Linked DNA regions of Homo sapiens: region 2 is linked to region 1. A link is an interaction called in ENCODE POLR2A ChIA-PET data of the cell type or tissue named here. Cell type or tissue: PC-3. All regions are shown on one strand. Region 1 has its middle 56 kb from the start of BCAR3. Region 2 has its middle 48 kb from the start of MIR760.

The links. ChIA-PET counts read pairs that join two places held together with the same protein. Peaks named below come from ENCODE experiments on the same cell type or tissue, not always from the same donor. Only the 100,000 strongest peaks of a DNase experiment are listed, where the experiment ranks them.
Region 2: POLR2A ChIA-PET joins it to region 1 with 14 read pairs; 4 of 35 experiments call an interaction of 5 or more read pairs at or near these places.

The regions. Positions count from the first base shown.
Region 1 is chr1:93,735,410-93,740,409 of GRCh38, forward strand. It overlaps a transcript of BCAR3 not described here. Among named protein-coding and RNA genes, the nearest start is that of BCAR3, 56 kb to the left of the region's middle. RefSeq lists an enhancer at 2,159-3,358. In PC-3, no CTCF peak of the experiment used is centred here; DNase peaks (open chromatin) are centred at 552 and 3,082; H3K4me3 peaks cover 626 bases; H3K27ac peaks cover 4,558 bases.
Region 2 is chr1:93,796,574-93,801,573 of GRCh38, forward strand. It overlaps a transcript of BCAR3 not described here. Among named protein-coding and RNA genes, the nearest start is that of MIR760, 48 kb to the right of the region's middle. In PC-3, no CTCF peak of the experiment used is centred here; a DNase peak (open chromatin) is centred at 1,978; H3K4me3 peaks cover 374 bases; H3K27ac peaks cover 4,305 bases.

The sequences.
Region 1 (5,000 bases):
GACAACATGGGATCATTTTGAGAACTTCCCAAACATCAGGCACTTTTGCTTTCGGAGACCACATCCCATATTAAAAAATTATTAAAATGTGCTCCACATGAAATAGAACATATATAACCACATCAGAGTTGAGCTCAGATGCAGCTGGCTAGTTGGAATCATTTTATATTTTGTAGACATTTAATTCAATTTATCAATTTTGATTCTGGAGTTTCCTTTCCTTATTTTGAAAAATACATATAGTTTTTCAAGTCTCAAAAATCTTTACAGGCCCATGAAAAGCTCATTTATCCATTTATTGCATAAAGTGGTCTTGAGATAATATTCTCAGAGAGAAAAGATGATATTTTGGACCAAGGCAGCTCGCTTCCATGGCCTGCGCCAGTAAATAAGCTTCTAGCTTCCACTGGTAGGAGCCAAACTTCCTTAGGAGTTTGAAGCACAGCATTTGGTGGCCTTCCTATGGATTCTGCAGGCAGAGCAGAGAAAGAACATTCCTGCCACCAGAATTGAGGGTTGTATCTATGAGTGGGTGGTAAGCCCTAGTTCCTAAATAAGGTATTTGGAATGCAAAACAATCCAGCCAGACTAGTCACTGCACACTGACCACAGTGTGAAACTTGGAGCATCTGGGAGAGAGAAAACAGACAGCGTGGTAGGAAGAAAGAGGAGCTAGTATAATTATTGAATTAAATTAAGAAAAGAATCATGCAATTCCATTTTAAAACAATAAATTGAACATTCAATTGTATGAAGAGATGTGATAAGAAGTTTATTTATTTATTTTTTGTTTTTGAGATGGAGTTTCACTCTTGTTGCCCAAGCTGGAGTGCAATGGCGCGATCTCGGCTTACTGCAACCTCCACCTCCCTGGTTCAAGCTATTCTCCTGCCTCAGCCTCCTGAGTAGATGGGATTACAAGCGCGTGCCACTGCACCCAGCTAATTTTTTGTATTTTTAGTAGAAACGGGGTTTCATCATGTTAGAGGCTGGTCTCAAACTCCTGACCTCAGGTGATCTGCCCGCCTTGGCCTCCCAAAGTGCTGGGATTACAGGCGTGAGCCACCGTGCCTGGCCAATAAGCAGTTTAATTATAAAATATGCCAGACACTCTACTAAGCCCTACAGAATGGTAGGTGCCCTCAAACTGTTCATGTATGTAGACAGAAATATGTGTGATTCCTTTGCATAATATGGTAATGGAACAAAGAATACCAGCAATAATTATGGGGGAATGGACAAGAAGACAGTAACTAATATGGCACTAAGGGGGTCCAGGAAGATTTTACAGAGATGATGGCCTCGTCACTGGATTTTGAAGGATAAAAGAAACTATTCCAAGTGATAAAAGGAGGGAAAAAATTCCCAGGAAAAGTAGGCAAAATGAGCAAAGCTATGAAAATAAAAAATCATCATGGTTAACTTTCGTTGAGTGCTTTCTGTGTGCTGGGTTTTGTTAGGCTTTTGCATTTTATGCTATAGACCTTTCTGAAAGCATGGTCTACGGTCCATCTGCATCAGAATCATCTTACGCATGTTGAAATGCAGATTCCAGCTTCTCCTGTTGGATCAGAAGCTCTGGGATGGGGCTCTCTAACCTGAGTTTTAAGAAGCTCTCCAGGTGATCCTTTTGCACACTCAAGTTTGAGAACCACTGCTAGAAGCCATTTAGATATGTGACCATTTTTAAGTTGTGGAGTGCTGTGGTCAGATTTGCTTTTCAGAAAGCAAATTTTTGAGCAATGTATGAATTGGAGAGGGGAAAGCCTCAAAGCAGAACAGTGGTGATGGTGAAAGTCTGGAGTAGAGAGATAGCAGTTGTACTGGGTTGAATGGTGTCCCCCAAGAATTCCTGTTCACCCAGAACCTCAGAATGTGATCCTATTTGGAAATAGGGTCTTTTGCAGGTGTAATTAGTTACGATGAGGACATAGTGGATTCGGGAGGGCCCTAAATCTAGTAATTGATGCCTATATAAGAAAGAGGAGAGAGAGATGTACCTAAGCACAGAGAGACACACAGGGAAGAAGCCATGTGACAACAGAGGCAGAGCCTGGAGTGATGCAGCTACAAGCCAAGGAATGTCGGGGATGTTGGCAATCACCGGAAGCAAGGAGACAGGCACAGGATGGTTCTCCCCTTGGAGTCTCCAGAAGGAACCGACCCTGCTGACATCTTGATTCTGGACTTTTGGCCTCCTGAACTGTAAGAATAAATTCATGTTGTTTTAAGCCACCCAGTCTGTGGTCATTTGTTACAGCAACCCTAGGAAGCCAATACAGTGGTATCAAGAGGCATTTCAGTGGCAAAATCATAAGGACATAGGGATCAGATTGGAGAAAGAGTGAGGTATGAACAATTAATTATTCAAAAGTTTCTGTTTGGGTGGTCAATGATGAAACTGTGCAACAATAAAGCATGGGCTTGGGGTAATTTTTTTCAAGATGGGCTCTTGCTCTGTCACCCAGGCTAGAGTGCAGTGATGTGATCATAGCTCACTGTAACCTTGAAATCCTGGGCTCAGGTGATCCTTCCATCTCAACCTCACAAGTAGCTAGGATAAGCAAGCACAACCATGCCAGCCTTATTTTTTTATTTTTATTTTTTAAAGACGGGGTCTTGCTTTGCTGCCTTGGCTGATCTTGAACTCCTGGCTTGAAGCGATCCTCCTGCCTTGGCCTCTCAAAGTGCTGGGGTTACAAGCATGAGCCACTGCACCCAGCTCCTGGGCTTGGATTTAGAAGATCAGAGTTTAATTCAAGCTTTGAAATCTACCAATAGTAAGGTGGTGGAACCTTAGTTTTTTCATCTTCAAAGTAGGGACAATATTACTCACCTCATAGTATTGTTATGAGGATTCAATGACATATCATCAAGAAATGTGGACATTCCTGACACTCAATACTTTCATGCTCATTTCCAAAAAGGGAAATTTAAAATGAAATGAAATTGAGGAGAATAACTTGTCTAATAGGCATTCCCAAGCCACAGTTACCACCTCAATGCACTCTGAGCCTACCCTGCAGGCCGGTGATGGAGCTAAGCTTGTGCTCCGCCCTCCCCCGCCATGGGTCTCAGTGCCAAGGATGAGCTGCACTGGGAAGGAATGCACAGAGGTCCCGGCAGAGCTGACCGCAGGTCGGAGATGAGTCTCCGCCTGGCACTGGCATCTTCCATGGTGGTTAACAGCTTGTCTGTGAAGTCCCCATCAGAGGGCTGGGCAGGGCAGGGCAAGGCAGATCAGCAGCTAAGTCCAAGGAAGCCTGGTGGGAGATGCTGGTGGGGAGAGCACTGGTCGGGGAGCAGTTACAGTCATTAAGAAGCCAGTCCTGAGTCAGCCAAGACAGGGTGGGGCGGGGGGTGCCAGGGTTAGGACTGGGGGTGCCAGATAAAATACAGTCTATCCAGTTAAATTTGAACTTTGTATTTATTATTAGTTGAATCTGGCAACTTTAGTTAGGACCCTTCAGGTGAACAAAGGATAACCTGAGAGCCAGGGCCAGAGAATAGGAGCCGTGGGAAGAGCAGAGGGGCAAAGCCTTGGCCTCTGTCCTCTGAGGATATGTTTTCCTGACCCCACCCAAGCAACTGGTGGAAAGGCACCTGGCACTGCCTCTAATCTCCTGGAATTCCCACCTTGACTTGCTGGACAATACTGAACGTTTTTCGTCCTCTGTGCTGTAGGTGTTAATCTCCCAGGTTCTGCTCCCTGGGTTTCAAGCGGTACAACTGGGAAATAAACTTCCTTTCCCCAGGGAAATTGTCCTCTCTGGGTGGCATGGTTACATGACAGCTGCCGCAACCTTAGATGACCCCTACTCCAGTTAAGACGAGACATTTCAGAGCCACAGAGGAGCCTGTGAGATGGGAAATGCAGTGCTACTCAAGGATGGGTGAAAATTAGGGTTAAGTAGTGATTAGAATCAGTTAAGTGTTAATAGAAGGGGTGCCTAGATGTTCATATCTCCCAAATTTAAGGACCTCTATATTTAAAAAAGAACTAGTAATGACTGATTAAAATCTTTATGTTTTAATCTTTTAATACAGTATTAAAATATTCTAAAATAAAAAATGACCAAAAATGTATAGTGTCATCTTTGACCCAGTTAACCTTGCCTATAGAAATGTAGCCTCTTAGAACGCATGCAGGGCCCTGAGCTGGAAGGATCCCACAGCTGGTTTAATGCTCTGCGATTGTCATCTTGCAATTCTTAATAACTTTAGAATGAGGCCCTCCCTACATGTTCATTGTGCACTGAGCCCTACCAATTACGTACTCAGCCCTGCCCTAAGGGGATGGAATATGCCTAAAAAATGAGTACAGTACATGGAAGAAAAGAGCTGGCCAGGTGCAGTGGCTCATGCCTGTAATCCCAGCACTTTGGGAGCCTGAGGCGGGTGGATCACCTGAGGTCAGGAGTTTGAGACTAGCCTGGCCAACATGGTGAAACCCCGTCTCTACAAAAAATATAAAAAATTAGCCAGGCATCATGGCCCATGCCTGTAATCCCAGCTACTCGGGAGGCTGAGGAAGCAGAATTGCTTGAACCTGGGAGGCGGAGGGTGCAGTGAGCCGAGATCATGCCACTGCACTCCAGCCTGGGTGACAGAGTGAAACTCCGTCTCAAAAAAAAAAAAAAGAAAGAAAGAAAAAGAAAAGAGCCTCCGAAATACCAGCCCAAATTTGATACGTGGTGGCACAAAATCACAACAGGAAGGCATTTTCATCTGGGGAGAAAAGTCAAGTCAACTCCGGCAGGTATCTTGTCACCCAGGAAGCTGCTCATGGTGACACCAAATGCCGACAACAATGGCTAGGTGTGTGTGGCATCCAGGCCTAGGAAACTCAGCATGTCCACAGAGATGTTCTTTCCCACAGACACAGGCGTTAACAGCACAAAGTCAAAGGGGCATGCTGTGGAGGGAGAGGCTTCCAGCCTCAGCCACAAGCTGGGCCATCCACTTTTAACTGCACAGAGAGCAGCCTCTAGATCCTCAGA
Region 2 (5,000 bases), 61 kb after region 1:
GAACCCGGTACCTCAGATGGAAATGCAGAAATCACCTGTCTTCTGCGTCGCTCACGCTGGGAGCTGTAGACTGGAGCTGTTCCTATTCGGCCATCTTGGCTCCTCCCCAACACTTATAGTCTTATTTGTCTTCGCTTCCAAACAAAAATATCCATTTCCTATATATTATTTTGAATAGGGGTAAAAATTAGGAACCATGTTTCCATGATTTCAGGATTCCAGATGTTCTGGGGACAGAACAATTCTTCCTGAATTTGTTTGCAATCTAAAACTGAAATTGGATTCCAAATATTATTATTTAGTATGGTTCCATCAACTGCCTGTTGGGAGAACACGGGTATTATTAAAAATGATCCCAATTTCCACTAGCTATACTGCATTATATTTCTGGTTACTGTATATGTGGGTTGCTGAAGCCCTAAGAGTACAGGCTGTGTACCCTGGTAGCAATTTTCCAGGAAGAAGAGGGCCCATATGTTTTCCATAAATGTATACCTTGTGCTTCTGCATCCAAAACGACTGGCCACGTTTTAGAGGCCACTTCTGCTTCCATTTGGATTAGCATGGTCAATAACCTTGTTGAATTTGAACCCATGCTTTTTCTGATTGTTGGGCTTTGGCATAGTCCCTCGTTAGCCAGGCAGTTTGATTCACCCATTTAGCAATAGCATCATTATCTTTCCATGCAGCTTCTCAACCCTCACTTTCCTTCTGAAAGAGTATGCTTTTTATTCTACTTAGGTTGGTAAGTATCAACTTTTCTTGTAAATGTCTTTCTTCATTAAATACATTCTCAACTTGTCTTAATGTCCCAAGTCCTGCCTCTATTGCATTTAAGGCTCTTTTTACAATTTAGTTTGTTTGGAAAAGAAGTTTAGTTAAGCTTTGTTAATAATGGAGTATATCTCCTTTCAGTAAAGTTGGTTCATATAAACTGCCATTTACTTTCATAGGTCAACCTGTAATTATCTCATGGGATAATTGACATATTATTCCAGAAGGAGCTGCTCTTAGGTTAAGCAAAACCAGTGGAAGAGCCTGGGGCCAAGTAATAGGAAAAGCTTTCGATAATTTTCTAGCTGGGTTTTATTTTTGATATATTCATTCTACCAATCAGAAGACTGGGCATGGTATGTACAATAAAAATATTGGAAAATAGGCCAGATTATACAAATTAAGTGAATTATCTGTTCAGTGAAATGAGTTCCCTATTTCTATGTAATTTGGAAAGAATTCCTCAAAAGGAAATTATCCATTCCAACAAACATTTTCCTACTGTCTCAAGGAAATTCTTCAACCCAATGAGAGAACATATAAATCATAACCAATACATATTTATAACCCTGAGCTGGAGGTAAGTGGATAAAATCCATTTGTCAAATATTGAAAGGGCCGGTGGGCAAAGGTAAATGCCCTTGAGATCTAGAAGAGGCTTTCCTGGATTATATATAGGACAAATTGGACATTTAGCACAAACCTTATGAACTACTGTGGGTGAGGGTTTCCAGTAATAGTGTTTTCCCCAGGCAAATATTTTCTCAAGTCCCCAGTGAATGAGTTCATGGACATGCTGTAATATAGGAAATTGATATCCCAAAGGCAAAATAGGGATGTGCTTTCCTGTCACTGGGTCTATATTATATTTTGCAAGTTGGGGGAAAAGCATTCTCCCTTAGTCATATTTGCTTTTTCCGCTTTGGAGCCTTTTCTTGAGCCCCTTCACTTTAAACATGGCCATCTCTACAGTTTCATTTGATATTAGCATTAAGCTAATTTTTATTTTTATTTTTTTTGCTCAGCATCAGCAAAATTATCTCCTTCACTCCAGGGAGTCATGTTTGGAATGTCCAAGACTCTTAACAATAGCCAATTTTTTTTGGTAACTGGATGGCTTCCAGAAGATCAGAAACTTGAGAGCCATGTTTAATAGGATGTCCAGAGGAGGTTAAATAACCTCGCTGTTTCCATAACATTCCAAAGACATGAGCTGCACCAAAAGTGTAATGGCTGTCAGTATAAATATTAGTTATTTGATTTTTGGCCAGTTAGACAACCTCTGGTGAGTACTATTAATCCAGCCAACTGTGCTGACTTTACTTTAGGCAAGAAATTGCTCTCTATGATGTCTACATGAGACACAACGACATAGCTTGTTTGGTATTTTTCAAACTTATCCTTTAGATATGATCCATCTGTGAACCAGGTAACATCAGCATTTTGTAGTGGTATCTCCTGCAAATTCTGACTGGGCATCAAAAGCTGTTCTATTAGTAATAGAACTATACAGCATACAGACTGTATGCTGTTCCATACAGTCATGAGGTAATCTCCTCAGTTGCTTCAAGAAGTAACTTGTGAGATTAAGAGTATTACAGCAAGAGAGGGTAATGTGTGGAGCAGAGAGTAAAAGTACATTGTAATAAAGCCAATCAGTTGACAGAAAAATATTGTGTATGATGTGAATTCAAAAAAGCTTCTGCAGAATGAAGTACATATATAGTCAAGGGAGCCTCCATTAGTTTCCTGAGTAGCCTTGAGAAATATGATAATGCCTGAAATGGCCCTCCAACAAGGGGGCAGCCCGTGAGCTATAGAGTCTATTGCTGACTATCAGAGCCAACAGGTCTATATTTTCCCCCGTGTTTTGGGGCTGGAACACCCAGGATGATGCCATGGCTTCCATAAACAAAGAACAAAAATGGTAGCTGATAATTTGGATGGCTCAAAGCAGGCGCCCTTGTAAGATTTTCCTTTATTTACTGAATAGTTATTTGTTCTTAGGATATCCAATGTATGGGGTCAGGTTGATCTTTCAACAATGCATGTAAAGACTGTTCCATGAAAGAAAAATTGGGTAACTAACTGTGTCAGTAGCCAGCTAAGCCTAAAACACTCCTAAGCTGTCTTTCAGTCTTTGGAGTTGGGTATGCAAAAATTCCAGTTACTTTATCTGAATTTATATGTATTTCCTCCTTAGAAATTAAATTTCCCAAATGTTTTATTTCTGTTAAGCAATATTGGAATTTTTCTTTAGATAACTTATGTCTTGTTTCAGCTAATTGTTCCAGCAATTACAGGGTGTGTTTTTTACAATCATGAAGAATGGAAAAGCATAACAAGAGATCATCCACATACTGAACTAGAGTGGAATTTCCTCAAAATTTAGCTCAGCCATCTCAGCCCTTAATATTTTGAAAAATAGTTGGGCTTCCAGTATAACCTTGAGGCATAACAGTCCAGGTATATTGACAGCTGTTCCAGGTAAAGGCAAACAAATATTGACTGTCAGGACCTACTGGTATGCTAATAAACAAAAAGCACTGCATAAATCAGTTAGTGAAATTCACTGCCTACTGGTATGTTAAATAAAGGAGTGTGTAGGGATTTGGGACTACTGAATGATGGGGAATCACAATCTTGTTAATGGTTCTCTAATCTTGTATAAACCTCCATTCCTTCCTATTAGATTTTCATGCTGGGAGGATGGGAGTATTACAAGGACTGGTGGAAGAGATAATCCATCCTTTATCAATAAAATATTTGATTATTGATTTTATTTCTATTATCGCTTCCTGTTATTGTTTAATATTTGGACATGGAAGTGGTTTATTTGGATCCATTCATATCCATATTGGGGTAGCTGTTAAGATTTTTATGACATTGGTGGATGATTCAGACCATAAATAATTAGGGATTTGGCTTAATAAAGCATCAAGATGGCTGGGCATGGTGGCTCACATCTGTAATCCTAGCACCTTGGGAGGCCAAGGTGGGCAGATCCCTTGAGGTCAGGAGTTCGAAACAAGCCTGGCCAACATGGTGAAACCCTGTCTCTATTAAAAATACAAAAAAATTAGCTGGGCGTGGTGGTGTGCACCTGTAATCCCAGCTAGTTTGGAGGCTGAGGGAGGAGAATTGGTTAAACCCGGGAGGCAGAGGTTGCAGTGAGCTGAGATTGTGCCACTGCACTCCAGCCTGGGTGACAGAGTGAGACTCTGTCTCTAAATAAATAAATAAATAAATAAATAAGAAGGAAAGCAAGCATCAAGTTCTTTATTTGTCTTAATATTTGATGACTGAATTTGGATGATTATCTGCTCTGAATTTTCTGATTTATAATTTTGAATCAATCCTCTTTCAGTTATTTTTTTAAAATATTTTTCTTCTTTCTGAAAAAGAAGTATGAGCACTATAAAGTTCTAGAAAATCTCCTCCCATAAGATGTATCGGTGTAGAAGGCTCCAAAGAAAAGAAGGATGTTCATCTAAATTTCCCTATTGGAAAGGCAGAGATTCTGATTTGTATGTAGTCACTGGTTGAGTATATATCCCTATCATTTGAACTGTTTGATTACGCTGAGGAAGAACACTCTTTAAAAAGGTAGGGTTGAGAACAGAAAGGGTAGCTCCCATGTCAACTAATGCTTTCGTTTATTCTCTATTTATACATAGTTCCACTTCCCGCAGAGTATTGCAAAAGAAAAGGGAAAGCCCTCTTGATTCCCTCGGAGCCCGTATTCCTCTTTTCCTTTTCTTCCTTTTGTTTCTATGCCCATTTCAGTATTCTGCAATTTTTCTTTAGATGTCTTGTTTTCTTGCAATAACAACAAACATCTTTAGATGTTTCTGAGGCTTCTTTTGAAAGCAAGGCCTCTGTTTAGATCAGGTAAACTGAGCAGTAAGTTGTTGAATCTGTAAATTCATGATTTTAGCGGCTTCGTTGTCTTTCTTATTCTGTATAACTGGCCAATTTATCGCAAGTTTCACTAGTTCCAAAGTGTGCACAGAATCCCAATTTATTTGGTGCATTTTGACCACCTTGGCCAATTGCTCATCCAATCTCTAAAAGAAGGTTAAAATTAAAATAGAATCATTCTGATGATTCCTTAGACTTTCTTCATTCATTTCCAAATATTGTCTAAAACCCTTTTCAAATCTTTCAAAGTAATCCAGCACGATCTTGTTTGGTTTTTGTTTACATTGCTGGACTTTAGACCAGTC